7 separate regions of the Mus musculus genome follow, and regions 1, 2, 4, 5, 6 and 7 are each linked to region 3. The links are chromatin loops, found by intact Hi-C in ENCODE. Cell type or tissue: left cerebral cortex. All regions are shown on one strand.

Region 1 (4,000 bases), 2.0 Mb before region 3:
CACAGGTTAGCAGTTGTGGCGCTTCTAATGAATGAGCCCATGAGATGTCTGGTGTGCCTTTAGTGCTGCAACCTTCCCTCACATTTTTGCTCCCTCAACGCCTCTCTACATTTCCTGCTCATGTACAGATAACAAGCTGATTACTAATTATCACAGTAAACGTGTCTGTGAGTGGATGAATACACAGATAGCTCTACTCTAAAGGTCTATCTTATTAGTGTAAATGTGAGCTCCAGTCTACTTCATTGTGACAGAGCTAGTTACTCAAATAGCCCCCTTTTTCTCAGCATCCACAAGCCTGGCATTTTTGTACACTTCCAGGGATCACTTGAACCTGAGTTTTGCTTTTTCTACTGAAGTTCTCCATAAAGATACCCACCACTCATTTCTGCCTTTGATACAGAATGGCTGTGAACATGCTGAAGAAAAAAAGAGGAGGAAGAAGAGGAGGAAGGGGAAGGGGAGAATGAAGGGGAAGAGGAAGGGGAAGGGGAAGAGGAAGAAGAAGAAGAAGAAGAAGAAGAAGAAGAAGAAGAAGAAGAAGAAGAAGAAGAAGAAGAAGAAGAAGAAGAACAACAACAACAACAACAACAACAACAACAACAACAACAAATGAGAGCAGGAGAAGGAGAGGAAGAGGGAAAGAGAGAGGGAGAAGACCACTTTTAAAGGCTACAGCACTTAGGAATGTAGGACAGGATTTCGGGGTTAAAGCACTTGTCATGCCACTGTGAGGAGCAGAATGTGATCCACAGAACCCACATAAGGCCCAGGTTAGAATGGTAGCCTGCCTGCAATCAAAATGTTGGAAGACAAAGGATCCTGGAAGGAAGCTGGCTAAATTAGACTAGCACAGTCAGTGAGCTCTTGGTTCAAGTGAAAGACATTACTTTAACAGGGGCACTGGTGGTTGGTCTGGGGGGGGGGTGTCTTTGAATATGTTGCCTGGTGAGGACAAAAGACTGAATGTCTAGGATAGACACAACAGCAAAGCACAGAGGATGGGTAACAGCTTCATCCCATCCAAGAGGGTGAAGCCTAGGTCTACAAGTTCATTTGATGCTGACCTGGGTATCTTATTGGGTTCCTAGATCCTCCACTATCTTTTATTGGTTGTGCTTAGAAACCTACCTAAGGTTTCTCCTTGCAATCTCTTCTGGGAACAAGAAGCCACCATCACAGGGAACTCAATTTTGCTTTCTTTGTTTACTCATGTCCTTTTACTACCTAAAAGCTACCTAAAAATAACCCAGGAAGACAACTAACACCATCTTTCTTTACACACACACACAAACTTGCACATGCCTGTTCACCTACACACATGCTAATACATATACCTATAAACACAAATGTGCATATATATATATATGTATATGTATATATATATATATATGCCTCCACCGTTGCTCCAGACAGAACACTGATTTGTGATACTCTCTAGGAGAAATAAGCCCCTCATCATCACCCTTGGAGCTGGTACAAAGAAGAGAGAATAACTTCTAGACATCTCTAAAACTGGAACTACAGATAAATGACTCTAGGAGTCTGGCAACCTATTATTTCAAGGATCTATGTTTCTAATTCTGTAGTCTTCAAGATTAAAAACATGTAGTCCATTAAGTTAACAATATGGCAACATACTGAGAGGGTGTAACCTAAGTCATGCAGCCTCTGACAAATGCTGGACATTCCACAGTTTCCCAGGCAGGCTGGAGATTTTGTGACTTCTTAGCATACACTCCCTACAAAATAATAAAAAATGCCTGTTCTTCTCCATGATCTTCTTGCTAACTCAACACATACAATACTACATTGGTTTGTTTGTAATTGATGCTGGTTATTTTTTCTCTATGTACACTTATCAATTCTAGTTTATAATATACATTTAACAGGATAGATACATCAGCCAGAACCAAAGAAGGATTTCAGCCTCTCTCAGCAAAGGCAAAGTAATTTTTCTACATCTCCTCTTCGTGTGTCCTATTCTTCCAATCAAAAGGTCAGACACAAAGATACCCTCTACCTAGAGGCCTGCCTGGACTTACAAAGGATATTTTCTAAATACATGGTACCTTAATTCTAAATGGTTCTAATGGCATGGTTATGTTGTTAAATTTTCTTATACCCTTATCTTTCTTTTGGTTTTATGTCTCTAGATAGTAAGACCATCACTGTTGCAGTGTAAATGGAAGGCTAGGATGGCTAAGCAAAGATGCTCACATTCAAGAGTTTATGCTGTAGTGGAGTGTTTTGAACTTAGCAAAGAAGCCGCTAGGTGGAGGTGTTGCCTCACATTCTAGGGAAAAGGCACTCTTGTGCTGTCTTCTAGTGCTCCTGTAATATCCATAAAAACTTCTGGACAGGTACATGAGTTCTCCTCTGAGCAGGTGAGTTGATTAGCAATTTCAACTCTCCTAAGGATGGCAGAATCTTACAAAGACTATTAGTCATAAGAATATCTGTCCTTACCACGTAATATATGCTTAGGAGTTCCTTCCCTAGCAAGAATATCCGCAATTGATCTTGTCAGGTAATTTTCAACTATGTTATGCAATTTGTTACTTGACATCCACCTTCTTTGCTTTTACATTGTGACTAAAATTATAATCCCAAACACAGTCTGTCTATGTCTACCATTTCCTATCTTTAGGATTAATATGTTCATAGGTTCTCCAAGGTCCACGGCTTCATTAGGTCTGGTTAGTTGGCTAGCTTTTCCTCTTGGTGAATGGGGTCTAAGTCCAATTACTGAGCTGCTGCTGTAGCAAGCAATATATGCATGCTGCTACTGTATCCCTAGGATTATCATGCCATGTTGGTTGTCCTTGTAGTTCATCTGCATCATAGTTGGGTGTGACTGTTGCTTGAATCCTGCCTTTAGAAACTTGTGAGGCATCTTCTGATACTGTAAAATCTGCTCCCAAGGGAGAAGGCACTTAGGCCAGTTTCAGCTCAGGGGCCTCTTGCCTTGTGTCAGAAGTCCATGGCATGTTCAGCAATAGGGAATTATCTTTTACCTGTAGGGGGCAAGCAAAGGCAGTGGCAATAGTCTGTAACATTTTCATAATCTCTTGGGCAACCTTGATCAGCAACTCAAAAGAATTTCTCTTACCTGGTGTTGAAGTTCCTCTTAGATACTTAGTCTTTGTTTCTTGGAGAGAAAGTTATCAGCCTGGATAAGAAAAATTTATTTGAACTATATATGTTTACTTATATGTAGTTACATACATTACAGGATCTTTTGAGAGGTAGGTTGTTAATAGTACAATTCCTTAGAACATTTTTAGACATCCTTCGTGTTATTTCAACTTCCACTCTACTTATTCCTGCTTATCTCCACTGCCTCCCTAATTAAAGTCTCTAACCTTTCCTCTTGCTTCCTTAACCTGGGAATGGTCTCCTTAACTACAACTTTACTAGACCTTAACTACTAAGAGCTTTCGACACCACTTCTAGAAATTTGGCATTTGGCATTGAGCTCAGACAATGAAGTAGGCTCAGATAAGAATATTAATAACAGTGACCACAGGCTCTGTTTACTACCTACTTAATTATTACCTTGTGTGATCCTTTTACTCACTCCTTTACTTAATTACTCTTTTGGGTGATCTCCTTTACTACTTGGCTTGATTACATTGTTTTTGATCTAAGAACTGACCATGGTTTTTTAATATACCTAGAATGATGTAAAAGCAGGCTGGGGAGAAATAAGGCTTGTTCAGCCTCAATGTGGGCTGGAATCATGTTATAATGTTGTCTAATTGTTGTTCTTCTTTTTCAATCCTCATTCTCTCCTTAGAGACCCTGTTGACTGACTGAGCTGGCTTAGTCACTTCACAATCATTAACTGTCTACTAAATATTTGTTCTTATACCCTCTGATATTGTCTCAGCCCTTATCAAGGAAACTTCTCTTTGCAAGAGATAGAGACCAATCTAGAAAACCATAACCAATCAAAATGCAGAGTTGTGGAACTCAGTCCAAATGGATACATCTGCAA
Region 2 (4,000 bases), 83 kb before region 3:
GGGCTGGAGAGATGGCTCAGTGGTTAAGAGAACTGACTGCTCTTCCAGAGGTCCTGAGTTCAGTTCCCAGCAACCACATGGTGGCTCACAACCACAGCAATGGGATCGAATGCCCTCTTCTGGTGTGTCTGAGTATAATGACGGTGTATTCACATACATGAAATAAATGAAATCTTTCAAAAAAAAAAAAGAATTGTGGTCGTGCATGCACGTGCATGTGTGTTGTGTGTACTCATGTACACACAATTATGTGTGCACTTTGCTACCCAGTGAGTTTAGTCTGTTATGTGAGCCTGGAGAAAGTGGGAAAGGTTTTGAAGTGACTCATTAAAAGTTAACTCCAAAGTCTAGACTGGTGACCTGCCTCTAAGGACAAAAGTGTCTGCCATCTGGATGGCTGACCTGAGTTCAATCCCTGGTACCCATACAGTGGAAAGACAGAACTCATTCTTGCAAGTTGTCTATGGCACTCACACAGCACACACTCACACACCATACCCACACAGTCAAAAAATGTTAAAAGAACAATCACAACAATGCAAAGTAACATTGGAATTCAATGTCTTCACTGACAATAACTTAGTATTCACAATTATTTGCCAAAATATCACAACCTTTATGTTCAAGGTTTTTCTGGCATCCTTGTAGACATTATATATATATATAGGAAATAATATTAACACTCATTATTTGAAGAGCAGCTAAATAAACTCTGGAATACACAAACAATGTGGAAATAAAATAGTATCATGAAACTGGACATATGCTCACAGGAAAAAAATCACACAAATTCCATACATTTTAAGAACCATACACTAAGAAGTAGAGATGGCTTTTTTGACTGAGTGAGGAAAGTGTCCTTAAAAAGAACAAGGTGGAACAACAATATGAACTAACTAGTACTCCCGGAGCTCGGGTCTCTAGCTGCATATGTAGCAGAAGATGGCCTAGTCGGCTATCATTGGGAAGCGAGGCCTCTAGGTCTTGCAAACTTTATCTGCCCCAGTACAGGGGAACACCAGGGCCAAGAAGTGGGAGTGGGTGGGTAGGGGAGGATGGCGGGGGGGGGGGGGGAGGGTATAGGGGACTTTTGGGATAGCATACGAAATGTAAATAAAGAAAATATCTAATACAAATATATATTTTTTAAAAAAAAAAAGAACAAGGGGATGAAAACGGCTCAAAGACACCATGTAAGGAGTCTCAGAACGGATTCAAGCCACACAGCAAAACAAGAACACAGTAAAATCACTCATGAAAAAAATAGCTAAATTGCAGGTTAGAGAAGTCGAGTCTGTGGCACGCACTGTTGCTAGGAAGCCCATCCCTCCTCCTCAGCCATCGGGAAGACCATCCCTCCTCCTCAGCCATCGGGAAGACCATCCCTCCTCCTCAGCCATCGCTCTGCTGGGGAGGAGCTCCTGTGCTGTGTTCTGGAATGAAGGGTAAAGTCCCCCATGACAGCAGCAGCATCTACAGCAGTAAAATGTACCACAGAATGAATGAGGGAGAACAGCAAACCAGCACACCTGATGCTACCATGTCCAGGGAAGCAACATACAGCTCAACAGAGGACACCATGATAGAGCCCAGAGAGGAGCAGGCAAGACCCTGATAGGCTCTCCTGCTTATCTGCCTGACAGTGCATCTTTGCAGAGGTGACTCCAGGTTATACCAGCAGGATCGGCACGCCAATTAACATGGGCCTCTCTGAATTCGATAATGCATGCCAACAGAGAAATCACATTAAACAGGCCCTGAGCACACATGGCCTCTGGACAACTGAGAGTGACAACTAAGCTATGTTGTCTTCTAGAAGGACAGAAAAACCTATAAAGCACAATAGGAAGACCTAAATACACATGTTGCCCACTAGGAAGTTTGAAGGGCACAGAGTCCGTGGGTTCAGTTGAACATAATTATAAGAGAAATAGAAGACAAAATAGCAGCAACAGCAGCTTCCTTGGAAGCAAAGTGCTCAGAATTAATACCTGCTTTGGCACCTTATTCAAATGCCAGCATTTTCAAAGACCATGAATAAAGAGACATACAAAGAAAATGTGAACCACCCTTGTAGAGGCCAAGCAGGCAAAGGTAACTATGTGGAAGAGGACCCAGATGTTACACTTGCAAAAGATAGGTGGAAAGTGAAGTCACTGCTATGCAGGTTGGCTGGAGAAGCTGCCCAGCAGAACTGAGATGGTGGGGGCAGGACCAGGGAACCTGATCAGGCCCTTTAAACACCCCTGCCTGACAAACAGAGAAAGGAGGAAGGAAAACAAACCCACAGCAGCAGGACAGGAGCCAAGATGCACTTAAGGGTGCGACTGAATGGGTGAAGGGAAGGAAGAGAAAGAATAACTCAAAGAAATAACAACTGAAAACATCCCACACGGAACGGCAGTGTACTCATTTCAGTCATGACAGGCACGTGATGGACAAACTGCTCAAAACCAAACACAAGACACAGCAAAAGAGCAAAAGAACAGTGCTGTGCACAGAACCAAAATGACCCCCATGCTCATTATGAGTCATGCAGAGACACACTCAAAGGATAATGGGTACAAATTGTCAGCCAACTTTCATAAGCCTATTCTTCTCCATGTAGGTCAACTAAACTCACTCCCAGAAAAATCAAGATAGAAGCCGGTCTACATTTCAAGAAAGACTAAAGTTAGTTCTTCAATCTTGAAAGAAAAGGTACGGTAAGGCAGCTCTATCACCCAGAAAGCAACACCGGAGACACAAGTGTAAAAACACTGCCTATAAGCCAGTCTCAGGGTCACCAATGTGTAAATGTTCACAAACTAACAGTACACCGTACCATGCAACACGTCAAGAGAACAGCATATAAAGACAGAGTAAATGCAAACTTGGCTTTCCATACCAAAAACCAACACATGTGGTTAAGCTATTATTAGTAGAATAAAGGAGGGAGCCCTACAAGATCATCCTAGTAGGAAAACACAGAGGACTGGATGGGGTGGGAAAGAAGGCAGGACACCAAGGAAAGTGTCTCAGGCTCCTGAATCCCATGTTTAGCAACAGCATGATGCTGATGTCAAAAATTCCTAATTATCTAGGGTTTTATCTAATCTTCCTAATGCCTCTATTTTTTTTAAAAACTATGCTCTAGAAATAGTAGAAATATGCCACAAGTCAAAGAGCAAAATCAATATAAAGAAAACCAGTTGAACCTCTAAATAAGTGTTCCATTGGTAACAATTTCAGACAATATCAAATATTTGGAAACAACTCGGCAATTTAAGAGTATCTGCTGTTCTTGCAGAGGACCAGGGTCTGATTCCCAGCATCCACACAGGAGCTCACAAACTGCAGTTCCAGAGGGTCCAACACTCTCTTCTGGTGTCTGTAGGCACTGCACATTTATGGTACACAGACACACATGCAGGCAAAATACTCATACACATAAAATAAAAATAAATTAAAAAAATATTTGGAACTATTCTTTACATAATAAGTGGTGCCAGGTTATACCCGGAGAAAACTTTCTTTTTTTTCTTTTTCTTTCTTTCTTTTTTTTTTTTTTTTTTTTTTTTTTTTTTTTTGAGATAGGGCTTCTCTGTGTAGACTTGGCTATGCTGGAACTCACTCTCCAGACCAGGCTGGTTTTGAGCTCACAGATGCTCCAACCTCTGCCTCCTGAGTGCTGGGATTAAAGGTATGTGCCACCACTGCCCATCTCACAAAATGTTCTTGAGTTGTTAAAGAATATTGTTTTTGAGAATGAGAAGTACTTGGTATTCAAGAATAGAAGATACCAGTTACAAATTAACTCCAAGCTTATCTACAGATTCAACAAAACATCTGGCAAAATCCTTGCTGAACATTACAGAAGTAGGAAGCTGATACTAAAGTGAAAATGGAAATGCAAAGGAACTAAGAGGACTCTGAGACAGGCAAACCGACCAGGGTGCCTGGCACAGCTAGACTGGGAAGAGAATATAATTTGCAGCAGAAAGGCAGAGGGGGTTTGGGG
Region 3 (4,000 bases):
AAGGAGGCCGGAGACGGCTCTGTGGTTGCACGCTCTCGCTATTCCTGCTAAGAACCTTGAGTTGTGTTCCCAGCACCGACACTGGGCAGCTCACTACACCAGCTTCAAGAGATTTGATGCCCTCCCATGGATTCTATAGTCACACATGCAAACACACACAAAAGAAATAAATGAAATCATTGAGAGGATTACTTACTTGTTAAAAACAATAATGAAGGCGACAGCAAGGACAACAGCAGCAGCAGTTTTTGCTCTATGTTCTCTACACACCCAGCCTGCCAGGGAGCCTCGCACAAGCATCACACAGCGGCGCTACAAACACTCCAGAGCGCCGGAACCTGTTTAATCACCATTTGCAGACAGGGGGCTGAGGCGGAGAAGAGTTGAGCCACAACCACAACACATCAAAGGCAGTGCTAAGACATGAGCCCAACTATGCTGACACAAAACTTAACTATCCTGTTCTGCAAAATAGACTGAGTCCGACCCCAGGATCATTTATTTCAGCTAACTAGCTTGCTTGCACACAGTGTAGGAGCTAAGGCAAGGGATTTTTCTAAGTGGTTAACTTCTGTTTATGCTCTCTGGGCACAACTGGACTGAAAGGAAGAGACAAAGAAGCGAGAGCAGTAAGAAAATCCAGTCCCGTTCCCACAGAAAGCAGTTATAACCATTCATTCTGCACTGGTCAACGGGAAAGAGCTGGGGTCTGAAACACAGATAAAACAGGAGGAGCAGCGAAGACCACGGGAAGACCTCACGTTAGATAGCACCGTCACTTCGTCTCAGTGACACCAAATGAGCTCAACAGAGGCAGAACCGTTCCAGTTCAGTTTAGTAGAATTAAATATTCCCAGTTCAATTTAGTAGTTCAAAATATGTCAAGACATACTATTTTAATTGATGATAATCAATTTTTGGAATTCTTATAGTCACTAGATATAGTGATCCAGTATTCAGCACTGTTAAAAAAAATCACCTTAAAAGAGAGGCATGTTTGTTTTTCTAAAACCCTCCTGTGGCTCTGTCCCTGGCACAGGCAGGCCCTCTAACTCACTCTTGTCAATAGCAGCAAAAGGCATGAATAGGCAGAAAACCCCACACCAGCTGACAAACCTTTCTTACTGTTGCTTGCTGTGTATCTCAGACTTTGATATGCATGCCCCAATGCAAACTAACTCTGAGAACTGTAATTCCACTTTGAAGGAACAGACCACAATGGCCCATAGCCACAAGCCAGACCATCCTAGTTAGCTCAGAGTGGTCAATCTAGCGTTTGTAGAGTCTTTCATTAGGTCACAGAGCCTTCTCTAGACTCAAACAGTTAACTGATCCTGTGACCGCCATTACTTTATCTGTAAAATGAGATGAACAAAATTCGTTTCACATAGTAGTACCAGGACTAAATGAACTATGTGAAGAGCAAGCTAGCAACTGTGCACAGCACCCCTTAGGAACTCAGAAGCATGAGCAACTAGACAAAAACATGCCTCTGTGTCCTGAAATGACGGCAAAAGTAGACTAAATTTGAAGGAAAAAAATAGTAGAAATGCATGAAACCCCAAAGAAAGGCAAGCGTGTGCATCAGTGCTAATTTCAGTTCAGGAGTTAAGCTAGGTGGGCAGAAGAGGATCTTCAGCTATGTGGAGCGCCATCTAGTGGAAGAAAAGCAGAGCACAGCTATGTATTATGATCAGAAGAACACCACTGTGAAAATGAGAATGAAAACTGCCCCTCCCCACTCCCTCTAATTTCTCAATGGGACCTGGAACCAGTAGTGACCCCCAAGTGTAGGATTTATGCTGAAGGGAGAGATCAAAGACGTTGCTCGCCCACATCCATGCCCTTTACCACGCCAAAGAAGAGCACCAGTAAGATGCCAGAACACCATTAAGACTCTTAAAATAGCAGCAGAAGCCGATTGGTGAAAATCATGGAAATTTACAGCCTCCCAGCTCAGAGCAAGCTCTCTTGTGCTGCAGTGTCCAGACACGCTCTAAGCTGTGGTCAAAAAAAGGTTTATGGAACTTCATTTGTTAAATTTAGGCTTAGGGTGCTGTGCCCTGACTAGCGTAATGAAATAAAACCAGGGCTGCTGGTTCTGATGGAATTAAAGGGGCTTCCTAAGCCAGAACTTCCAGGGCTGGAAAACTCAGATCACCCTCATATCAGAAGATTATCATGCATAATAATGCTAGGATCTGTGTGTGGTCACTAGACACAGTGTGTTTGCCAAGTGACACCAGTACTCACACACCTGTCTCGGGACAGTCCACAACAGCAGGCAGTAATACTTTAGAACCTATTGTGTGTTCTATATTACATGTGTGTGAACCACCAATCATACTAACAGAGCATTGGGTCCTCAACTTGTGAATGGGCAAATTGAGTGTCTGAGGAGTTAAGCAATTGGACAAATCTGAAGGGTGTCACCTTGCATAATCAGAGAATTCTTTCTGCACCATTTGGTCTTTGTTGGTTGGGTATGGCTACTCCCTAAGGAAATGCCATCCACCAGTCTCCACACTGGCGGTAGGCACAGTCTGCCCCTCTATAGCACGTGGAACCTCTTCTGCTCAGCAGATCACTGGTGCAAGGCTTTGCAGTTAATTAAGCTCTATAGTTAGAGCAGTCGCAGTGCCTGCTTGCACACTACCCCAGGCTCCAAAGCACAAGGCAGAGTGACCTTGATTAATTAGCTGACTCTCCTAATCAGTTTTCTCATCTGTAAAATGAGCTATTCTTTCTTTCCCTTCCCTTCCCTTCCCTTCCCTTCCCTTCCCTTCTCTTTTCTTTTCCTTCCTCATTTTTTTCTTTTCTTTTTTCATTGAGATGGGTTTCTCTGTGCAGCTCTGGCTGTCCTGGAACTCACTCTGTAGACCAGGCTGGCCTCAAAGTTAGAGATCTACCTGCCTCTGCCTCCTGAGTGTGGGGATCAAAGGTGTGTACCAGGACTGCTGGGCATGGTATATTCTTTTAACAATGTTAGAAGAATTAAATGAAACAATATACATAAATCATGAAAATGAGAAAGGGCCCTGGATAAGCAGCAGCTTCAACAATAGTAATTTCAAGTCATATATGTTTAAATATGCTCCCTTCAAGAAAGCCAAGGCTATTGATTGTGGAAATATAACCTTGTGCGTTAGCATTCCCTCATTCCCTCCCTCGCTCACTCCCTCCTTCCTTGCCTTCCTTCCCTTTCTTCCTTTTGAACCTGGCTTTGAAGGATAGGGACTTTCTCATTATACCAGAAACTAAGTAAGAATCTAATACACTCTGAACCAGTTGATTCCTTGGTGACCAAGAATTAAAAACAAAGAGCTCTGTCTGCAGGTTCTACAGGCTCTTTCACACAGCAGGCCCTGAGAGAAGGTTTCAGTAGCACACTTTCTAGGCCACGTTGCCCGCTTTCTCTGACTCTCGGGATGCATACATAAGTAAGACTCCTCACCTTGAACACCCACCAAGGCTCATGCTAGTGTAGCTGGAAAGCTCAGGACACAGTGGGTGGCCTTTCTGTTAAAGCACATTTTCAGACACCTCTTTTAAAAAATTCATCATCACTAACGGAAATTCCTAGTGGGCTTCTACCATAATCAAACTTTTATTTAAAAACAACACTGAGTAACAGCCTTTTACATCCTTTCTTTTTTTATTATTAGACATTTTCTTTATTTACATTTCAAATGCTATCCGGAAAGTTCCCTATACCCCCCTCCCCCCCGCCCTGCTCCCCTACCCACCCACTCCTGCTTCTTGGCCCTGGCGTTCCTCTGTACTGGGGCATATAAAGTTTGCAAGACCAAGGGGCCTCTCTTCCAGTGATGGCCGACTAGGCCATCTTCTGCTACATATGAAGCTAGAGATATGAGCTCTGGGGGTACTAGTTAGTTCATATTGTTGTTCCACCTATAGGGTTGCAGATCCCTTCAGCTCCTTGGGTGCTTTCTCTAGCTTCCCCATTGGGGGCCCTGTGTTCCATCCAATAGCTGACTGT
Region 4 (4,000 bases), 160 kb before region 3:
ACGTTGGCGAGCCAGTGGTTCATTTGCCGAGTAGGCATGATGGTGAGGTGAGTGTCCTTAAGCGGCCTCCCCAGAAGCAGGTCCTGGAAAAGAGAAAGATGAAGATCGTTTGTACACATCGACAAAGCAACAATGATAACATCTGGGCCAAATGGTGGGTTTCTGGCCAGAGCACCCAGGCGGGGATTCGGCACACACACAGGACACACAGTGGCAGAGGCAGTGCAGCAGAGACTGGCTGAAGTGAGGGCAGAAAACATTGGTGGTGCACTGTGTTCAGGGCTGAATTCAGAAAGGCCATGCTTGTGTCACCCCAACTATGGGAAATAGACGGTAAACTTCTCGTGGGTCTGTCCTGGGCACTTGCCTTTCATTCTTGTCTAATAAGGAGACTGCACGTTTGAATAACCCCTTTAGTAATAAACACCACACCCAGGTGACACTCAGAAGGAATACAGCAGCCCCAGCATGTGGGGTCCCTGTGTCATGCTCCAACTGCACACACCTGTGCTAGGGGACAAAGTGACAGGCTCATAGCTTGCAGAGACCTAGCACCTTCTGGTCTTTCTATTGCATCTTGCTCCACATGTCTCCTGGCAACCTGGTATGTTCCAGCGATAGCTACTAAGTCCCCAACCACACAAGAAGACCATGCAGCCAGTGCCTTCAGCACCTCACACCTACGTCAGCCTGTCAACTCTAGTGTGTCTCTCATCCCTATAGACATGCATGACTGACTTTCACAATCCCATTTCAGCTTCAACCCTGCCTGCTTCCATTGACCCAGTACATCACCCTCACCCAACACCACCTCTGCAGTCACTGTCTCTGAGTCTTTTATTCCCCAAACATACTGGGGCTACCTACATATGGCGCACTGAAGAACCTGACACAAACTGTGTATCAAAGGACTAACACACAGAAATAAAATACTTTTAATATGGCAGCTCTTCCAACCTTTAATCAAGTTTATAAAATGTAAAGTACTCGCTTACGTCTGCTTGAGAGCTTACTGGCATGTGAAAGACAACCCACGCAATGAAGCAGGGGTTCAAATTGTTCCTGGATTGAGTCTTGTCAGCCGGTAATCTCTAACAGAAATAGCGGACTCTTTTGGCTGAAGATGAGAGAGAGAGACCTCTGGCAAGATGGCAGGATCCAGAGAAGCAGAAAAGAGGGAAAGATAGGCAAAGACACTGTGACGCCCCCAAAAAGGTTCAGGGCTCCAGGAGGGAGGCCCTTTACTAATGATTGGTACAAAGCCTGACGTTCAACAGTATCTGTTAAAAGCAAGCAGGCTCCCGGAAGGAGAGAACGGGCCTCAGGATGGGTGAGGATCTCACCCCTGCTATAAGGCACACAGAAGGCAACCTAAACGGAACCCAAGACCCTTATCTCTCCTTGCTCATTCACATGCCTCCAGCCCACCATGTACCAGGTGCCATGAACCCCACAGAAGCAGCAGTACCTGAGTGTTCTCTCTCTCTCTCTCTCTCTCTCTCTCTCTCTCTCTCTCTCTCTCTCTCAACACACACACACACACACACACACACACACACACACACACACACACACACACAACCTGTTTACAAAGTTGTAAAAGAAGACCAAAGAAATCCTGGTACATTTTTTTTTTCCTATCTGATACAAAGCTACCGCATTCCTTCAATCTACCATGCATTGTACCACAGATGTTTATTATTTTGACGGTGGAAAGAAGGTCAAATACCTAGTCACAGAGCATTTGTCAGAATTCAGAACGTTTCAAGGGTCTTCTGAGTGGTGACTGGGTACAGAGATTTTGGCCAGGGAAGAAGGTTTCCTTTTCCTGTGTGTGTGTTGTGCTTCAAGTCTTACTGGAATTGATAGGCAAGTGCTAGATTATGAGCTGGACCAATGGGGCAAGGGAACGTGGTATCTGGGAGATAGCGGACAGACAGGAAGGGGTCACAAGGAGTGAGGTGTCTGTGGAACAACAGTGAGGCTTCCGCGCAGTGGGCAGGCGAGGAGCAACCCCATCTGCAGGCAGAGGCAGAAACAGCAGCAAGACACACAGCCGAGCACTAACTGGAAGAACTGAAAATGAATTCAGCCTGGGAGGGGATCTCTGAAGGTCAGGGTTGGAGGTGGGGTGAGCTCTTGGAACTAGGAGTCCTCCTAAGGAATTAGAGTCATCTGCAAGTGACTGCAATTTCCCATTAGATAAAGAGGTTGGGATGGGATGGGAACCGACTTACAGCATCCCTTTCCCAGAATGACAAGGTCTACTTTAAAGCTAAGAATGAGCTCTCTCCTTCCTGTCCCTATAGAACACTGCATAGAGGACATAAACCTTATCTTATTCCCTGCAGATTTTGAAAACAGTGACTTAGGGGCAGTTGGATTTCTGACTGTATTTCAAAGCCATCAGTTTTATATGGGGCCTTTCTCTGTAATACAGCATGATGGGTATCTCTATGTAATTTTGAGCTAGATGGAGAAGTAGGATTATCTGCATTGTAATTATTTCCATGACATCTCTTCCCCCACAGGGGCCTCTCGGCTTGCCTCCCTGTGCCTTGGGCATGGCTCGGTTCTCTCTTTGCTGACTGACTAAAGCCGCCTGAGGCTGTGTGCTGAGCCAGCCTGGAGACAGCAGGGCACCTACCCGAGTTCTCCACTCTTCATTTGCTGGGCTCTAGGAGGTTTGTCCTGAGTTCTGGGTGGAATTTAGTGCATGGCGGTGTGGTCTCTGTCTGCAGAGCAGGCAAGCTGGAGGGAGCTCCTGCACACCAGTCTCGTCCCTCACCTACTAGCCCAGCTCATCTCTCCCATTCATCATCTAACATGGTTGCCAACTGCTCCAGGATCACACCGCCTTATGCGAACACACAGCAACAGAAGAGAATGAAAGACCTTTGACCTTGTTTTGAGCATGCTTTAACCTGCAGAGCTCTATCAAGGCCGATATCTGGGTCGTGTTCATTTCATGGGTGGGGCCCCTACAGTAGAGAGGAGGTTTCACTCAAGGTTACCATGCTGGGTGATGGGTACTCCTATAATGTGGCCTGTTCTGTGTGAAGATATCCTCTTTCATCTGGCCCTAAGCCCCTGTTGCCAACTTCCTCTTTCTCTAAGCACCCTGCCCGGGTATGCCATCCCTCTACAGGCATCTACAAAGCATCTTACTTGTATATGTCCCAGGCCATGCTGATTGGCACTTTGCTTCCTAATTTTCACAGCAGACTTGTGACACTTTCAAGGGCAGGAACTGTCTTTGTTTCCATATGCTTTCCACCTGTTGCCAGACAGATACTCAGAAGAGAATAACCCCACGTGAACACTAAGAGTGACTTGACTTGAAATACTTATTAACACATGATGTTCAGGACACGATGTTTTCATTGAAAAGTCAATGGATCTCCTTATGCAGAAACGTGGGGCAGGGATGGGGAAGGGAGGAGCAGGGACAGTCACGATGTTTGGCTGATGACTGGTGGGATAGAAGGGAGCAGACAGCTCCCCATTGTGAGAAGCCTTCACTCTGATGAGACCAGTGTAACAAGGAGACCAGGACAAGGCAGTGTTTGAAAACCTCAAGGCTTCAGACCCCAGCAGCTCTATTCAAACCTTGCTTCTATCAGCTATGAGGATTTAGAGCTAACGTAATGACCTCACCTTCCGAAGCGTGGTTGCTTCCTCTATAAAATGCAGATGGCAACACTTATAGTAATTAGAATTCAATGAAACAGTTAACAGGAAGTGATAAGCACATGCTTGGCCACTGATACAGCTTGCAACTACTATGCAGTGACATCAATACCGAAATCAAGTAACAGTCACAAAATCAGCTCTTTAGAGAGGGCAGAGGACTGCAGTATAATTACCACGGGACCCGGGCTGAGTTCAGAGAGGATGATGGAAGAGCTAACAGTAGAGAGGACACTGAACTGAGTCCTGAAGGTTGGGGCCAATGCCATGTGCAAAAGGGCAGGGAATACTGATTCACTAGAACGATCAG
Region 5 (4,000 bases), 150 kb before region 3:
TAGAAGAATCTTGACAAAATAAAATTAGATCCTGAGTAGAATCAGGCATTCAAAAAAATCACAAATGGGACCTTTGTGTGTGCTAGACACTGAGCTGAGAATTCAGACTAAGAAACAGGGTGTGGAATCTGCCCCTGTCAGCAGCACAGGCCTATGGATGCCCACACAGCTTCCTCTTCTGAGGTGGGAAGGGAAAGCGAAGACTATTCAACACGGAGGAGAGGAGCTGGGGGATAGTGCGGGAGGAAAGCAGGAAGAGGTGAATGGGGTCGAACTTCAAAGTATTTCTTGGATGGACTCTTGAAAGCCAGTTCCTAATTTACCTACTATACGGAAGGCATTGGTGCCTAATATATAACTATGTACTTAATTTATAATCATATTATATACACCATATATCGGACTCTGCTCCACAAACCTCTGAAGTAGATTATATTAATTTCTTTTTATTCTTCAAAAGTGTCGCTGTCTGAGGTTAACCTTACTGTGCAGGAATGACCACGAGAAGACCGAGGCTGGAAGGTCAGTTGGGTCAGCCCGATGCTCACAGCAGGCTGCATCCCTCATACCTGCAAAGCTGTGGAGTCTGGCAAGTACCCTTTGGCTAGCTGAGTGTCATACAGCTTGCTTGTTGCTAGCAGGTTTTCACCTCCTCTCTGCATACAGAACACATGGCCAGCCTGCTTCTTTGGCAGCTGTCATGCCCTTTGCAGCGAGTAGAAAAACTACCTTTGTCTTAAGAAGTCTTTCTTTCTTCTTTCTAAAAATTCTTGTTCTTGCCTTAGTGTCTTTCTCAGTGTTGCTGTGATGAAATACACTGACAAGGGCAATTTAAGGGAAAAAGGCTTCATATGGGTTCTGGTTCAGGATGTATGGTCCACCATAGCAACATGGTCAGAGCAGTCAGGAAACAGGGATTGATGCAAGCTAATTCTCAGCTCCATTTGTGCAGCTCATATAGTCTTGAGTCCCTGGTCTACCATTACGATGGGTCTTCCCATTTCAAAGTGATATGGGACAGCATCCCTAGAGAGGCCCATTTTGCAGGTCCCCAGTGACATGGAACACCATGCCCAGAGAGGCCCATTTTGCAGGTGACCCTAGATGCTGTCAGCCGACAACTATATACCCCTTACTGTGCTTTCCTACTCTGTAGTCTGCTGGGCTCCTTCTGAAGTGCGAGGCTGGATCCATCTCTTGGCCTTTGTATCTTTTTTTTTTTTTTTCCTAATACTTTTTTTAGCTTTACCATTTCCATCCCACTTCAGAGCTGGTTTGGCCATTATGGGGCATGTCTTCTTATCCACATGGATATTAATTACAAAATCATCCATTCTATGAGAATTATTCTCTCAAGGTATGCCATTTTTAGTATGCTGAGTCTGGTGTTTCAAAAAAGCTTTGCAAATGTTGGCAATGCAAGAATTCTTGCTTCTCAGACTCTCAGCTTGCTTGTCTGTCAATAAAACACCCATCTACACACATGCACATACTCACTCACACACCCTTACTTAAAATACTTTCTTGTGCTAGAAAGGGGTCAGAGTGCTAGATATTCAGATCGCTTATCTGTTGGGGGGAGCTGTCATGGTTCTCCTGGAGCATGGTGCTGCCAGGCCTTATGCAGACACTACTGCTCGGCACTGGTGGGCACCGGAGACCAAGCCAGGCAGACACTGCTTCAGAAGCAGCTCTTGGAAGCAGCAGAGACGACTCCCTCAACCCTGGCTGCCTGTGCGAGGGCTCTTCCCCAGATGCTCACTCTTTATAGTACCTTCTCTTAAATATGGTTTTGCTGCCCCTTGCCCCACCCCATGGGTTTATCTGTTTCCTCACTCTTTCTTTGGGGACCTTCTAAGACTTCCTGAGAGTTCATGGGGTAAGATTCAAGAAAGCCTGGGTGGTGGGTGGAAGAGATGTATATTTTGATTCAGCTCTGTGTTTTTCTTTTTATTCCGTTTAATTTACTAATCCTTTGAGTCCTAATTCTGCAAGTCTGTGAAGGGGGGCACACTGTTTAATCATCAGAACAATGTGACAGGTGACATATGCCTTGCCATCACACTGCTCCCCGTGACTACATCATACGTCAGAACTCTAGAATCAGGGTTCCCGGCAGTTGGACAAGAGCATGGGGACTGGAAGTGATCTGTACCCCAATGAAATCTCAGTGAACGCTGTAACTATTCCTTGTTCCTGTTGTTCTGACAGCTTTGGGCAGTAGCACTGCTGACTGCCCTTTCGAGGTCAGATGACTAAGGACTACATCTTTGGGATAGAGTTTACAAGGCTGATTTTCCAATTATTCAATTCGTCTCTTTAAGGAAAATCTTTCTGAATATATTATCATCAAATAATAAGATTTAAGCTAATACTTGGTAAATTCTTATTATGTGACATAGGCAATTGATCTAGAGCAACTTCCCTGATCAGTATTTCTGTTCTACTAAGAGTCATTAATCCTTACAATAATAATGGAGAATTTCTATAGATAAAGCAGAATAAATGAAAAGTAATATTTCAAATGAAATTTTGGGAGTATTCTTATTTTTCCATTATCACAGATAAGTGAAGATTTGAAATTCCTTAAGGGTAAATAGCTAAAAAATATTTCAATCTACTTTCAATAAGAGCCTTCCTTACCTAAGAGTTCTTTCATAATATTTAATGGTATTTCCTCAGGAGGACATTGGATAAAAAGCCACAAAATCAGGTTGTAACAATTGATGGAAGTGGCTCTAAGTGAAGTCAGGCCGGCCTGCTCACCCCAGCTATGCTGCCTCTTGGCCTTTCCTGGCTCTCCGCTCACCTGCATTCCCACAGGGACCCTGCACCTCAGGGCTAATGGCACCTACTGTGGGGAAGGAGATCGAACTGGCCTTACTTAGAGCTACGTTCAAGTGAGATGGGGGAATGCTATCCCTCTATAGTGGAGGATTCCCACTGCTCCCGGTGACAGACTAGCTCAGCCTGAGAGGACAATCCATTTCTTGAGAAGTGTGCACATGTAGAACACAATTTAGACAAATTGCCCCACCCTGGTGCTGCCTGACCCAGGGATGATCCGTCTTTCTCCCACAGACTACTGTTACATCTTTTAAATGGCTCAGAGCCTCAGCTTTCAGTGTGTGTCCTGAGAACCCCCAGGATTCATGAAGTAAAAATGTTGTCACAATAATAAAAACTCGAGATGCTATTTGTCTTTTCCACCCTGCTGACATTGACACCAAACCATGTGGGTAAACTCATAGTGCTTTAGCAATAATTAAGACAGTACCAGCAAACCACACTCTGCCTTGAAAAAAAACCTGCAAGTCACTGAGTCTGAGCACTGTTAGCCATGAAGTCCTTTCTAATTAGGAAAGGCACATTGTTTTTTATCGTCGTAATGCTTCTGTACACGTAACAGACAAGAGTACACCATCAGCATAATACATCTGCATGGGGAACAGGATTCTTGCTTTCCTGCAAGCTCTCTTTATTTCCAGTCTAAAACAGAATCTACAGCATTTCCACTGTGTGCCAGCAATTTAAATAACATTCAATTGAAAAGGCCAGGACAAATTTATAGGCTAATCAGGAAATCCCCCTGACTCTATGAGAATGGTGCAGTAGCCCTATCAGGTCAGGAAAATTGAAGGTCCAGTTTCCTGAATTACACACCTTTCAGAACTGTTAAATCTGGCTGGGAGATATCACATCGCTCAGAACATCCACTGTGGGACTGATAGGGGGTGTGGGGGGTAAAAGAAACTGTCAAACAATTTTAATGTTCTTCTTAAGATACAAAATAAAATTTGGTAAAAGTGATAAATAAGAAGTAGGTAACTTGGGCATGTTAGGCAAGCAGCCTATCACTAAATTTCATTCTTACTGTTACATCACATCTTTTAAATGGCTCTTTAAAAGATGAACTTTTAAAGAACTTACTCTTATACTCCAAAAATAAGAATAAGGAACTTAAAACCATTATGATATTTAATCTGTTTTACTCATTTTA
Region 6 (4,000 bases), 390 kb before region 3:
TTTTTGACTATTCATCCAAATAATAACATATAAAAACAGTACAGATTTTTGTCTGTTTTCAAAGCAGAAATTTAAAAATAGAACCTAGTTCTAAATTGTATGTCATAGTTTCTCTTCTTAATTAAAGGAAAATGGGTCAAAAAATAGCACTTGGCAATGAAACATGGAGGTGCTACAGGTTTCATTTCTTCTTATCACTACCTTCTAAGAAAGTTCCTCGGGGCTGGAGAGATGGTTCAATGGTTAAGAGCAGACTGGTCTTCTGGAGGTCCTGAGTTCAGTTCCCAGAAACCACATGGTGGCTCACAACCATCTGTTGTGGGATCTGATGCCTATTCTGGCACACAGGCATACATGCAGTTAGAGCACTCATATACATAAAGAAAATGAATCTTTAAAAAAACAAAAACAAAAACAAAACTTCCCCATTGGTCTCAGTCTCAGCTTTCACACAACATGTGCTTCAAACATTGACTTCACCCCAAGAGTAATTTTTCCTTTTATATTTTTTCTTTTTAAAATTGACTCCTTTTGAGAACTTCCTATGTGAATTATTCATATGCAGATCTCACCCCCTCCTCCCTCTTTTCCAATTCCTCCAGATATCCACTCTCCCTCCAAACTTCATGATCTCTTCTGAGTCCATTTATCATTGTTCTTATGTGCATGTGTCCAAGACTCACAAAAAAAATAAGCTATAAAATTTACAGGTAAATGGAACTTAGAAATAATAAGCGAGGTAAACCAGATGGAGAAAGACAAAGGCAGCATGTCCTCACCTGTTTGTGGATCATAGCTTTGAACCTGGAGATCTGAGTCTATAACAGAAAGTATCTGAAGCATCACGGAATATAGAAAGAAGTGGACCATAGTGGGGGTTGGAGAAAAGTTCTAGAGAGGGGAAGAATAGGAAGCAAGGCTTTCCTTCTTTCTATTTCAACCCTGTACTATGCAAACTTGCTTTGGGTTTGCATAATATCTAACTGACAAGGCATAAGGACATTTACAAAATTTTAAAAAACTCAGGTATTAAAATATTTTTTTCAGGAAAATGGAATAGATAAGTAAAAGACAAGAAAACTTAATGATGAATATTGTGGTCAAGCACAAAAAATAAAGCATAGGTGATGTAGAGAAAAAAACAATTATTTGTGTGTATAGCAGACATAATTCTTAGTTGGTCTTCACTTCCTTCTTCTACCGAGGCCAAGATAGGTGATTCCCATTCCTATTGACAGGTGACAAAACACATAGAAAGAGTTTATAAAATGTCTCCTCTGAGACATGTGGTCAAATGTTAATGTGAAGCTTCTCATCGTGAAGCTTAGGTGGTTTCTTTCCTTCAGTACTCATCAAGATTTCTGGGGAACCCTCTCTGGTACCAAGTACTGCATCACAGACCATTGGGGCTCTATAATGTCATCATGCCTCTGTGGGTGGGGCTGGGAAAGGATGAAAGGTACAAAATTTAGCATCTCATTTGAAATTTGAGAAGGAACAGTTGTTTTTGTTGTAGATCTTAGGAAGACATGAAGAGGGAAGAAAGGTTTTCTATCCTTCATGTACTTACAGCCTAAGAGGTTAGAGACAGTCAACTTTCAATCCATACAGGAACTCTTTTACAAGCTAATAGAGAGGTGAGCTCCTACTTTGCACTAGATGACCTCCAATATGGCTGGAAATCACCACTACCCAAGACAGTACTTCTGCTGAAGAAGTGTGATCATCCACTGGGTGGAGCTCTGTCCTCTAATCCTAATCACTCCAAGACATGAGGACTTTGGGGTTTAGGCAAATGTCTCCTCTCAAGACCCTTATGAAGAAAAATTAAACTTGTTGCAACAATTCATTGATATCACTTTATTGTTAAGCTAATATTTATTAACCAGTGGTGGAGCAGACATGCAGTACTGGCACTTGATATCTTCTTTGTCAGAGAGCTAGCCTGCCTTCTCCTACCTCCCACTTCTTTTTGTAATATTGATTGGACTTCTGATTAATGAAGTAATACATATTAATTATAAGCACATTAGAATATAATGTAGATAAACACATCATTATTAAATTCTAATTCTGGACCAAGTACTGTTGTTTGCTACATACACTTTAATATACATTGCTTCATTTAAAATTCACAATGACCCTGCAAGGTCATCTTTATTTCTACTTCAGAAAAGCGGCTCAGGATCCAAACCCAAGTACCTACCATAGCCCAAGAAAGACAATGCAACCTACTTAGAGCTAATGTGTCTTAATACTTTCTTCTAAATTTATCTTTTTACATAAACTTCCAATAATATACATGTGTGTAGTGGACATGCATGTGTGTATGAGAGAATGTACCCCTGAATATACGCAGAAGATATAGGAGGATATCTGGTGTCCTGCTTTACCATTCTCTGCTTTATTCTATTGTGAAGACAAAGTCTCTAACTGAATCTGTAGGCATGCTGGGCCAGTCAGTCCCATTAGCCTTCTTATTACTGCCCATCCCACTTCCACAGTGCTTGGGTTACAGAGTCAGACATCCAGGTTGGGCTTTGCACATGGATGTTGGAGGTTTTAATTTTCTGTTGTGAATCAAGCACTCCTACCTGCTTAACTATCTGCCCATCCCCAGAGCAACGTCATTTTTGGTATGAGATTAAGGTCACAATGCATGATATTAACCATAATATACAAGGCAAAGGATATGCTATGGATTAGTTTAAATAAGTCTTCTTAATTAGTTAGTTATCTGCTTTCTTATTAAGATAAATATCATGAAAAGTATTCTTGGAAATTAAATTTGTACAACCCACATGTTTTGTAGAAGAAATTCCTTTGAATTATGAGAGCTGACATGGATAAGCAGAGAAGAAGAAAAGGTGATGGTAAGCATAACCAGAAAGCATTAAATACATTCATGAAAATGTCAAAGAATAAAGTTAATAAAATTGCTGTTTCTTAAGAGTTTTAAGGTCATTGGTGCTGAGTATAGCCCTCCCAATAAATGTTCTATTTCATGTAACATGTACAGCTATGCCAAGACAATCCTTTGCTATTTTTCTATTATTTCTATACAAATGTAGCAATCTTGACTAGGTCATCCTGGCTCCTCATTCCCCAGTAGTAAAACATTAACTAACAGATACGAGATGATACTTAATATTTTTTAATAATTGAATGAATTGAATTGAATTGAATTGAATTGAATTGAATTGAATTGAATCGAACTGAGCTGAATTGAATGTGACTGCAGAGAGATTCTTAAGTTTGCTAGGTCTGCTGGGAAGAAAATAAGTTCAGTAGAACACTGTAGTATGGTCTCTTCTTCCATTTGACTCAAGGGTGCTTGATTTTCCCTATCTGTTCCTAGTTTCCTCTTCAGCATAAATCCTGGTGCAGATGGGGAAAACCATATTCTTTAGACTCCAAAGGGAGTGGAAGGCAACCCACTTCTTCCATGTTCCAGCCAGTTACACGTGTACAGGCTCTGTTCCATTTGAGTGTACAGCATCAGGAGCAAATGAATCATGTGTAGGTGGGGGTTTTGTGACCACCATCAGCTAGACAAGAGATTACTTCAGAGTTCAAACCTCTCTATTCTGTCCAACTCAAGGAGAAGAGAGCTGGTTTGTTTTAATGTAAAATTCAGGTTAAATGAGGAAAAATAGCCCTTAAACAAAAAGGAAGGAGCTCAGTTAGTGGGCAAACTAGTTTCTATTTCTCTAGCCTTTCACAGCTCACATGCAACTAGCTTCCTTGAGGGTCAGAACTGACAGAGAAGGCAGTATTATTTCTGTTTAAAAAGTTTATGAAAGTAGTATCTGAAATTTAGCTTTTTCACTGCCCCAGGAATCTGCAAGCAGTCAGAAACGATATAAATATATAGACCCATGAAGCCCAATCTGGTGTCTCCTCCTATTTATCATCCTCCTGTGATACCACCTGCCTCCCACCCTGTGTTTCAGATTTTCTTAGTATCTCCATCATGTACATACGCTCTTAGATCTACCAT
Region 7 (4,000 bases), 990 kb before region 3:
TGTAGAATTCTGGCACACAGACAAAACACAATTCATTTCAGGAATCATAATTTCTTCTCCATCTAAAGCGATATAAAAGGCTGATGGAAGATGCTCTTGGCAGTGTGTTAATGGATGCTAATTAAAGTCCTGCTTTGGACCAAAGGAAACAGCTGAAGAAAGCAGAACACAATAGAGCCTCGCAGATGGCTCCTGGAACAAGCAAGGTGGGCTCGGTGATTAAGACACAACACTGTGGAACTTCAGCAGCTGAGGCAGTTCTGTTTGCCTCATGTAGACACAGTATGAAGGTAATTATTCATATGTAAATGGTGTGAATTTTTTCTCCATTTTTAAAAGAAAACTGTCCTTATTCACTATGAATGCAAGCTGTAACAAGCAAATTCAACTAAACATCATCCTGTCGATTTTGTGGTTCCTTGCTTCTTTCTCTTCCTTTTTTTTTTTTTTCTGTTTGTAATGGAACTCCCTTTTTTAGACATGGCTTTGCAAATAAAAAGCATATAACATCTGGAACTTCTTAAAAATCAATTTCTTTTTCTCCTTTATTTTTCTGTTCTATAACTAAAAATGGACTTTCCAATTTGCATCCTGCCTTCTTCCCCTCCCTTCCCTTTGTAAAATAAATAAATAAATGCCACCTGGTCTAACAGCTCAGTTGCCCATTATCAGCCTGAGGCAATCCAAAGCTGCCAGTTAGTCAACGCAGAAAATATGGTTTCAAGAAGAAATGTGAACAGAGCCTTTGCAGTAGTGTAGTTTGGCATCCTGCCAAATCACAGACCCATGCAAATATGGTCCCACGTCCTAGAGACTTGGAAGAAATCCTTGCAATCTGGGCTTTGGTATATTAGCACCTTGACTTTTTTCTAACAAAGATGTCTCCAAAATTCAACAGTTTCATAGTTAATAAAACACATCAATGGCTCAGAAAAGCAGATCAGCACTCTGATGGAACTGTGGGGTCCTTGAGAAGATTGGTTTTCCATGTGTTCATATTCCTGGGATCACATGGTTCTGGGGCATCACCAGCTACTTATTGTGGTACCCCATAGGAACTACAAACACTCAAGTCAACACTTATTAGTCACTGATAATCAGTGTCACCAGACAGATGACTCATAAAGCATAAAAGTTGATATCTTAAATTATAGTCATGGGAAGTTCAGAATCAAATGAGCTCAGAAAATTCCACTCTTTCAAGAAATTTTCCAGCATCTACTTTTTGTCACTTTTCTCAATGTCAGACACTTAAGTAGTTATGACTCTGCATAAAAACTGATGACACTTGCATGGTATGGGAATTCAAATTCAGGATCCTACTCTTACACACATCACACATTGAGCCACATCTCCCACCCTCTTCTTGATCCTAAATATTTGCTACATTCCTTCTGTCTTCTGTAACATAGTACTAGTCATTGAGGTTATAAAAGGATAGACAACATTTTTAATAACACTATTGTAGAACATGTTAAGATAATGAATTGTTAAGAATGATAGTCATCTTCAGTGACTTCTGTAGCAGAAGCAAACTGTTTGAATACAGGAAGAAATCAAGACAGAAAAGGTACATGTAGATCTGGAAGCAGTGCATCACAAAAGGAATGCTTTCGAAATGGAAGGTATTTGCGATAGATTTTAATCAAAAGGTAAAAATATGGCTAGTTATAGGAGGTGAGGGATAGGGTGCAATGATTTTAAATTTGTCATTTTGTTATATTTTTAAAATGTGTATGGTGTTTTGCATTTTATTTTAAATATAGATGTATGTGAGGCAAGTATATATTTGGTGCCCATGGAGGCCAGAAGAGGGCATCAGATACCCTAGAACTGTAATTATGGTTGGGAACTGCCCTGTACATGCTCAGAATTGAACCGGGTTCCTCCGAAAGAGCAGACAGTACTCTCAACTGCTCAGCCATTTCTCCAGCTTGGAGCAAGCATTTTTAAATAAGAGGGCAAATGATTGAAAGTGAGATTTGTATCCAGGCACTGCTTTCAGTGAATCTTAAATCACCTCATCTGCCAAGAACCATACTCACGGTATGGGGAGTGGTAGAGGATGTTTCTTGATTCTTGCTTGATACCCACTAAATCTTTCAAATTATGATGGCTCCTAATATTAAGGCAGGGAGCTGAAATTTTTCTTCATAAAACTATAGGGAATCATTGAAGAATTTTCAAACAGAGCTGACACAGTATTGGATATTTGTTTTAAATTATTCATTTGACAAATGTGTGGAAAGAGAATTGTAGTAATACAGGTTTGAGTCAGAGGCCCATTGGAGATGATATTATAGTAGTTCAAATGATAAGTCTCTCAATAGGGAATCATTCTATTAAAGAAATCACCTCTATGTACCCTGAGCATTAATCAAACTTGGGCTAGATACCAGTCCTTAGGATTGGATCACTTGGTGGCTGTAATTATTATTGTGAGATAGAATATGAGGGGTAGGTTTATATTATCTATAGGAGAACTCTATTATACCTGAATATATACCTGTTACTTATAGCATATAGTGTATTTTAATTGTTATGAATTCATTGGTTCTAAGTTTGTGATAACTCTTTATTATATCATATAGTTAGTCCTTTGAAAACAATATACTGAGACCTGAAGAATGGCTTAGTGGTCAAGAGCAAATATTATTCTTGCAAAATATCCAAGTTTAGTTCTTAGCATCCACAGCTGTGGCTCAATACTATATAGAACTGATCTTCCAAGAGCCTGATGCCTCTGTTCTCCATGCACAACTGCACACATAAGCACACACCTACATATAGACACATTAACATATACATAATTACAAATAAATATTTTAAAGCAAGTAGATATGAATTCCTTTTGCATTGTCTTAGAGATGAACAACCAAAAGCACAAAGAGAAGAAAGAGTGTCCATATTTCATAACTCTTTAGAACAAAATGAAAGCTGCCAACAAACAGAATGCCAATGTTGCCAACGAATCCAGTATCTACAAGACAAAAGGGAAGCCTGTTGTCTTTTCCTGGCTCTTCTTTTCCACCTTTACATTGTGAATACAAACTGCACAGGTTAGTCTTTTATAGATTCTTTTGAATTGCTGAGTCCATTTTGGAGGAAGAGGAGAAGATAAACCAATACAGACGATTATTTCACTTCACAGGTCAAAATCTCTAAATGATGGTACATAACATCTCCAAGTCTAAGAGCCTCTAGTAGGCTTTCTTGTAGGCTGTGACTTTCACTGTTGTCACCTTGGCAATGACCCTTGCTTTTCTCAAAATCAGCCACAAAAAATTAAAGCTTGCAGAATGTTAAATAAATAGTTTATGAACTCTAAGGTGTAGGAGATTAATTCCCCAGGAGACACCTGAGGTGGAACACTAAATTTCTTTAGGCCCCTGTCACCTTTTTCATTAAACAAGTGTAACCAAATGCTACCTCCCAAAAGGTTCCCTTGAAGCGAAACAGCATGGGTTTTCAATGCACAAACATGCTTCAATCTCACTGTGATGATTATTCTTGCTTGTCTGCTTGCCTGGATCTGAACTCAAGTAAGAGATAACATGCTAGACACACTTATGGGAAATTTTCTTGATCAGGTTATTTGAGATAGGAAGAAGCAACACAAATGTGGGCAACAGTTTCCATGGACAGCTATATGACAGTGTGTCCTAGATAACAATTTTGATTTCTGTCTCTTTGCATTTGTGTCTTGCTAGTCACTTTCATCTTCCTGGTTGATGGTTCTATCTACTCTGCTCTTGTTACTGTTGATGTTGCTGCCATTATGGCTACATTCCTTTAGTAATAGCAGAACCCACTTTCTTCAGACTTATTTTGTGAGCTCAAGACCAGTGGCTCACCAGAAATCTTTTAGGTCTTCAGTACCACTTTAGGACTTCCAGATCTGGCCATGAACCCCCACCTATACCTGTAATTAAGGCCATTCTATCTCCTTGTGCATTAGCACAGAAGACAATCTGTTGTGCCTGGTCATTGTACCCCTATT

Evidence for each region. Hi-C counts contacts between places; a loop is a spot of excess contacts. Peaks named below come from ENCODE experiments on the same cell type or tissue, not always from the same donor. Only the 100,000 strongest peaks of a DNase experiment are listed, where the experiment ranks them.
Region 1: it touches region 3 in a loop (6-fold over the local background); 20 of 42 quality-filtered maps call a loop at or near these places.
Region 2: a loop joins it to region 3, with 3.0 times the contacts of the local background. A loop is called at or near these places in 6 of 42 quality-filtered maps.
Region 4: it touches region 3 in a loop (2.5-fold over the local background); 9 of 42 quality-filtered maps call a loop at or near these places.
Region 5: it touches region 3 in a loop (4-fold over the local background); 9 of 42 quality-filtered maps call a loop at or near these places.
Region 6: it touches region 3 in a loop (7-fold over the local background); 12 of 42 quality-filtered maps call a loop at or near these places.
Region 7: a loop joins it to region 3, with 5 times the contacts of the local background. A loop is called at or near these places in 10 of 42 quality-filtered maps.

Annotation. Positions count from the first base shown.
Region 1 is chr15:70,919,357-70,923,356 of GRCm38, reverse strand. No RefSeq gene overlaps it. Among named protein-coding and RNA genes, the nearest start is that of Fam135b, 810 kb to the left of the region's middle. In left cerebral cortex, CTCF peaks have their summits at 2,259 (motif pointing right) and 3,000 (motif pointing right); DNase peaks (open chromatin) are centred at 2,280 and 3,016.
Region 2 is chr15:69,018,151-69,022,150 of GRCm38, reverse strand. The region is part of intron 4 of Khdrbs3 (KH domain containing, RNA binding, signal transduction associated 3); the gene reads right to left. Gm31550 (a long non-coding RNA gene) reads right to left here. Exons shown (of 2, transcript XR_384163.3): 1 at 1-4,000. Among named protein-coding and RNA genes, the nearest start is that of Gm31550, 2.7 kb to the right of the region's middle. In left cerebral cortex, a CTCF peak has its summit at 132 (motif pointing left); a DNase peak (open chromatin) is centred at 2,377; H3K27ac peaks cover 712 bases.
Region 3 is chr15:68,935,095-68,939,094 of GRCm38, reverse strand. All of the region lies in intron 1 of Khdrbs3 (KH domain containing, RNA binding, signal transduction associated 3), which reads right to left. Among named protein-coding and RNA genes, the nearest start is that of Khdrbs3, 8.7 kb to the right of the region's middle. In left cerebral cortex, CTCF peaks have their summits at 372 and 1,656 (motif pointing left); DNase peaks (open chromatin) are centred at 1,672 and 2,415; H3K4me3 peaks cover 2,003 bases; H3K27ac peaks cover 314 bases.
Region 4 is chr15:69,097,024-69,101,023 of GRCm38, reverse strand. It overlaps a transcript of Khdrbs3 not described here. Among named protein-coding and RNA genes, the nearest start is that of Gm31550, 82 kb to the right of the region's middle. In left cerebral cortex, a CTCF peak has its summit at 2,009; DNase peaks (open chromatin) are centred at 716 and 1,047.
Region 5 is chr15:69,082,107-69,086,106 of GRCm38, reverse strand. The region is part of intron 7 of Khdrbs3 (KH domain containing, RNA binding, signal transduction associated 3); the gene reads right to left. Among named protein-coding and RNA genes, the nearest start is that of Gm31550, 67 kb to the right of the region's middle. In left cerebral cortex, no CTCF peak of the experiment used is centred here; DNase peaks (open chromatin) are centred at 1,493 and 1,642; H3K27ac peaks cover 488 bases.
Region 6 is chr15:69,324,475-69,328,474 of GRCm38, reverse strand. No RefSeq gene overlaps it. Among named protein-coding and RNA genes, the nearest start is that of 4930504C09Rik, 56 kb to the right of the region's middle. In left cerebral cortex, a CTCF peak has its summit at 1,733; a DNase peak (open chromatin) is centred at 1,718.
Region 7 is chr15:69,920,199-69,924,198 of GRCm38, reverse strand. No RefSeq gene overlaps it. Among named protein-coding and RNA genes, the nearest start is that of Gm19782, 2.0 kb to the left of the region's middle. In left cerebral cortex, a CTCF peak has its summit at 1,804 (motif pointing right); DNase peaks (open chromatin) are centred at 104, 788 and 1,851; H3K27ac peaks cover 177 bases.